Regions from separate parts of the Homo sapiens genome. Here region 1 is linked to region 2. Evidence: read pairs that join two places in POLR2A ChIA-PET (ENCODE). Cell type or tissue: OCI-LY7. All regions are shown on one strand. Each heading gives the region's core, and the rest is flanking DNA. Links, peaks and the distances in the headings are about the cores only. Region 1 overlaps RUFY3 (RUN and FYVE domain containing 3). Region 2 has its middle 28 kb from the start of MOB1B.

Region 1 (2,920 bases), core at 329-2,828, 150 kb after region 2:
GCTTATTTTACTTTTTTTAATTTTTGAGATGGAGTTTCACTCTTGTCGCCCAGGCTGGAGTGAGTGCGGTGGTGCAATCTCGGCTCACTGCAACCTCTGTCTCCCAGGTTCAAGTGATTCTCCTGCCTCAGTCTCCCAAGTAGTTGGGATTACAGGCACCTGCCACCACGCCCAGCTAATCTTTTTTTTTTTTTTTGTATTTTTAGTACACCATGTTGGCCAGGCTAGTCTTGAACTCCTGACCTCAGGTGATCCACCCGCCTCAGCCTCCCAAAGTGCTGGGATTACAAGTGTGAGCCACCGCGCCTGGCCAAATGTCAGTTTATTTGTAAATTGGGGGTAATAGTTGTACCTAGGCTCAAAAGGTTGTTGTAAAAATTAAATGAGAGAATACATTTTTAACACTTGGAGTAAATAATTCCTAGCGGAAAGTAACTAATCAGGCCAGATGTATATTTTATTGCATTCAACTGATCATCTGTGCATCACCTCTCAATGTCAGACTCCTTATCCCTAAAAGAAGGTTAATAGAAAAGCACATATTTTGGCTGGGTGCAGTGGCTCACGCTTGTAATCCCAGCACTTTGGGAGGCCGAGGCAGGTTCAAGGAGTTCAAGACTAGCCTGGCCAACATGGTGAAAACCTGTCTCTACTAAAAATACAGAAATTAGCCAGAAATGGTGGTGGGTGCCTGTAATCCCAGCTATTTGGGAGGCTGAGGCAGGAGAATCGCTTGAACTGGGGAGGCAGGGGTTGTAGTGAACCAAGATTGCGCCACTGTGTTCCAGCCTGGGTGACAAGAGCGAGACTCCATCTCAAAAAAAAAAAAAAAACGAAAGAAACAAAAATGCATATTCCTGGATAACTGATAACTTGTGGATTTTTAATCAATTATTTTCTTATTTATAGAGGTCCAAGAAAGGACAATGCTAAAACTTGAGTTTAAGCTACTACTAATGTTCATCTTTAGTCTGATAAATAACTTGTTCAGACTACTCTATAAAGATAGATATAAAAATAGAAATATAAAATAAAATGGCAATGTATTGAAGAATCCGGCTTAAACTGCTGTGGCTTCAGCTACTGCTTCATGAATAACTACTAATATAAATAGCTACCATTTATAGGGTGCTTTACATTAAGTATCTCATTTAATCCTCCTAACCTCTGAAGTAGTTACCGTTAATATTCCCAGTTAAGAGGAGAGAAAAACTCAAGCATGATGGCTCACATCTATAATCCTAGCACTTTGGGAGACAGAGGTGGGCAGATCACTTGAGGTCAGGAGTTCGAGACCAGCCTGGCCAACATGGGGAAACCTCGTCTCTACTAAAAATACAAAAAATTAGCTGGGTGTGGTGGTATGCGCCTGTAATCCCAGCTACTCAGGAGGCTGAGGCAGGAGAATTGTGTGAACTCAGGAGGTGGAGGTTGCAGTGAGCTGAGATCGTGCCATTGCACTCCAGTCCAGGTGACACTGTGAGACTCTGTCTCAAAAAAAAACAAAAAAACTCAAGCATGAAGTGATCACTTGTGCAACGTCACATGACTACTGAGTACTGGGTAAGGAACTGAATCCAGGTCCAGGTCCAAGCCACAAAATCCATACTTTTAACCACTATCCTATATTATCTCTAAATTAATGACCATCACAGTAGCTAAAACACGAATTGCCAAATCAACCCCATTATTGTACTAATTCCTTTACTGTTCTCAAATATACCCCATATTGACAGCAATAAAGTTTTCCATTGACTAATTTATCCACCCAACTCTAAAGAGACTCATTAGGTATCCAGCAGATTTCTTCAGTCATTTTGAATTCTGTGTCAAAATTCTACTTAGAAATTTCCAAATCTCAAGGCCTCATTTAAAAAAAAAAAAAAAGAAATATCCAAATCTCCACAACAAATTTCCTTTTGTAATCGGAAAAAAGTCTTATTTAAAAAAATCCAACTTAGCTTCACTTTGAAAAGCACACAAAAATTATTTTAAATTGCGATTTTTAACTTGCCTGCCACTCAAACCATATAAATATCCGAAAAATGATAACAGAGAGTAGGAATGTGGAAGAAAAAAGAAAATAGACCAAAAGCTGGACATTTAGTTTAAGAACAAGGAATTGGACTTAGATCACAAATTATATTTTAAAAAAATCTGTCTGAAACACTTTACAGAGTAAAGGCAGTATATGCAAAATAACATTTTCTTTTTTGAAATATGATACTACTGCTGTCTTTTAGGCTAATTTCAATTCACAGACAGTCCCTGGCTTATGAGGGTTCAACTTCCGATATTTCAACTTTACAACGATGAGAAAGTGATATGTGTTCAGTAGAAACCCTACTTCAAATTTTGAATTTTGATTTTTTCCCGAGCTAGCAATACGCCAGGTGATCCTCTCTCACGATGCTGCGCAGCGGCAGCAAGCCGCAGCTCCCAGTCAGCCACACCATCCTAGTCAGCCACACGATCAGCCACAGATCAGGGTAAACAACCAATACGCTACAGGGTACTGTGCTGCCAGATGATTTTGCGCAACTGTTGGCTAATTTAAGTCTTCTAAGCATGTTTAAGGCAAGAGAGGCTAAGCTACTTAAGCTATTAAGTTCAGTAGAGTAGGTGTGTTAAGTGAATTTTCATTTTATGGTATTTTCAACTTAGGATGAGTTTCTCAGGACATAACCCCATCTTAATTCAAGGGGTATCTGTAGTCACTTGAGACAACAAATGAGTCAGGATTTCATTCTTTAAAAATCCTCTTTAAAGTGTAAAAATTTTTATTAACATATACATTTCTAATTAGGTAAACTTATTAAGGGTAAACGTGTTATAAACTGAGTCATAGCTATAGTTGGTTTTGTTGTTAAACACTCAATAATACTGAAGGTAATACTATCCCTGCCCTTCACGTATGTGG
Region 2 (2,920 bases), core at 127-2,626:
CAGCTATTGGGGAAACTGATGGAGTGAGAACTTACTTACCCCCAAGGTGGGGAATTAATCTGTTCTTGAGGGATTTACCCCATGACTCAAACACCTCCCATTAGGTCCTATCTCCAACATGAAGGATCAAATTTCAACATGAGGTTTGGAGAGGACAAATATCCAAATTATAGCAGATCCCTTGGCCGGGCATGGTGGTGCACCCCTGTAATCCTAACACTTTGGGAGGCCAAGACAGGCAGATCATTTGAGTCAGGAGTTAGAAACCAGCCTGGGCAATATGGTGAAACTCTGTCTCTACCAAAAATACAAAAAATTAGCCGGGCATGGTGGTGCACGCCTATAATCCCAGCTACTCAGGAGGCTGAGGCAGGAGAATCGCTCTAACCTGGAAGGTGGAGTTTGCAGTGAGCCAAGATCACGCCACTGCACTCTAGCCTGGGTGATAGAGCGAGACTTTGACTCAAAGAAAAAAAAAAACTCACAAATTATAGCAGATCCCTATACTAACATTAAGAAGAACAAAGAATTCCATCTATACAGCATTATCTGTTGGTCAGTGAAATAAGGGTTAGGGAAAGCAACCTAACTTTGCTTCCAACGTAAGCCACAGAAGTCTTACAAAAACATAGTCTTATTACTGTTTTAAATTTTTATTATTGCTGTTGTTTTTTGAGACAGGGTCTCAATCTGTTGCCCAGGCTGGAGTGCAGTGGTAGGATCTCAACTCACTGCAAACTCTGCCTCCCAGGTTCAAGGTTTCTCGTGCCTTAGCCTCTCAAGGAACTGGGATTAGGGCAAGCCACCACACCTGGCTAATTTTTTTTTTTTTTTGTAGAGATGGAGTTTTGCCATGTTGCCCAGGCTGGTCCTGAACTCCTGAGCTCAAGTGATCCACCCTCCTCGGCCTCGCAAAATGCTGGGATTACAGGCATGAGCCATCCCACCCAGCCCATAGTCTTATTACTGAATCCAAGAGAGAATCCTGATAATTATATGTCTCTGTCTCAACAGATACATAACTGTATTTACTTTGGGAAAAAAAAATAAGGAAGTGAAAGATGCATTTTAATGAGAAAGAGGTGTCCGTTTTCATGCTCTGTAAGCTCCATGCAGACTGCTGAAGTCTTTGTTCCTTTGAACCCTAAATTGGTTATCACTTTCCATTCTGATAAAAATATGGATGAGGGCCAGGCACGGTGGCTTATGCCTCTAATCCCAACACTTTGGGAGGCCAAGGTGGGAGGATCACAACGTCTGGAGTTCGAGACCAGCTTGACCAATATGGTGAAACTCCGTCTCTACTAAAAATGCAAAAATTATTTGGGCATCGTGGCACGCACCTGTAATCCCAGCTACTCAGGAGGCTAAGCCAGGAGAATCGCTTGAACCCGGGCGGCGGAGGTTGCAGTGAGCCGAGATTGCGCCATTGCACTCCAGTCTGGGCAACAGAGTGAGACTCCGTCTAAAAAAAAAGGCTTGCTTCTACTGCTGAAAGCAATTTACCATCATGAAATAATGCACCACCACACCCAGCTAATTTTTGTATTTTCAGTAGGTTTCACCATGTTGGCCAGGCTTGTCTCAAACTCCTGGACTTAGTCATCCACCCACCTCAGGCTCTCAAAGCGCTGGGATTACGGGTGTAAGCCCCCACGCCCAGCCCCTCAGTGGTTTGTTATAAATCTGGGCTTTAGTTTTTATATACATATGAATACATATGCATATATTTTGCATATATATTTTTCTTTTCTTTCTTTCTTTTTTTTTTTTTCTTTTCTTGAGATGGAGTCTCACTCTGTCGCCCAGGCTAGAGTATAGTGGTGCAATTTCAGCTCACTGCAACCTCCACCTCCCAGGTTCAAGCAATTCTCCCTGCCTCAGCCTCCTGAGTAGCTGGGATTACAAGCATCCACCACCACCCCTGACTAATTTTTGTATTTTTAGTAGAAACGGGGTTTCACCATGTTGGACCAGGCTGGTCTCGAACTCCTGACCTCAGGTGATCCGCCCACCTCAGCTTCCCAAGGTGCTGGGATTACAGGCATAAGCCGCCAAGCCCAGACTATATTTTTCACATGTATGAAAATAATAAACCCTTCTTCTTTTAAAAATTTCTATAAATTTGCGATTAATGATACATGACTGGAAAGCAGGGAAAATACATAAAATTTGACATTAATTTATCCTATTTAACTTTTAATCAGTATTGGGCCTCCTGTCTCTAAATTAAAATTTGACACGGATTAATATCATTAGCCTAGTCTTAGAAAGCTGTAGAGAGAGAAACATCTTACATATTCACTCTATTTTGTCAATGCTAAAGTATTTTAAAGTGAATTAAAGCGTATGATTTCACCTTTGAGTATGTCAGCATACATGTCTAAAAAAACTTCCTGCATACCAAAATAACATGGTCATAAAAAAATGAATAATTCCTTAGTATCATCTAAAACCCCAGTCCATATACAAGTTTTTCCATTTATTCTCTAAAATGTTTTAGGACCACACTTTGCATCAGGTTGTTATGTCCCTATGTGTGCCTCAGCTGGAAAGCACAGCTTGAAACAAAATTTTATATGCTGCTACTTTATAGAGAGCGCAGTCCGAAGACAGCAGGAGTGAAGGAAAAGGGAAGTGGAGGAAAGGAAACTAGTAGAGTGAATTTGAGGGTGCTGTTCCAAACCGACCACCACTTATATCAAGGGTGACTGATTGTTCCTCTAGGGCCATCTTCTGAGAGGTTGGATGAACAAATGCCTTTCAGGAAAGTCAAGAAACAGGGAAGAATTTATCTGCTAGTTCTTGTTTCCTTTTGGCCAAAGATTTGCTCCTTGGGAGCACTTTCTCCCCTTACTTCTGAGTTACAAATGCAAGGGCACCCAGCAAGCAAAAGCATCTCAAGCCTCGTTGTCTCAGG

Evidence for each region. ChIA-PET counts read pairs that join two places held together with the same protein. Peaks named below come from ENCODE experiments on the same cell type or tissue, not always from the same donor. Only the 100,000 strongest peaks of a DNase experiment are listed, where the experiment ranks them.
Region 1: POLR2A ChIA-PET joins it to region 2 with 14 read pairs; 3 of 35 experiments call an interaction of 5 or more read pairs at or near these places.

What each region holds. Positions count from the first base shown.
Region 1 is chr4:70,727,849-70,730,768 of GRCh38, reverse strand. All of the region lies in intron 1 of RUFY3 (RUN and FYVE domain containing 3), which reads right to left. Among named protein-coding and RNA genes, the nearest start is that of RUFY3, 7.3 kb to the right of the region's middle. In OCI-LY7, for the core only: no CTCF peak of the experiment used is centred there; no DNase peak of the experiment used is centred there.
Region 2 is chr4:70,873,123-70,876,042 of GRCh38, reverse strand. No RefSeq gene overlaps it. Among named protein-coding and RNA genes, the nearest start is that of MOB1B, 28 kb to the left of the region's middle. In OCI-LY7, for the core only: no CTCF peak of the experiment used is centred there; a DNase peak (open chromatin) is centred at 1,102; H3K4me3 peaks cover 1,119 bases; H3K27ac peaks cover 1,297 bases.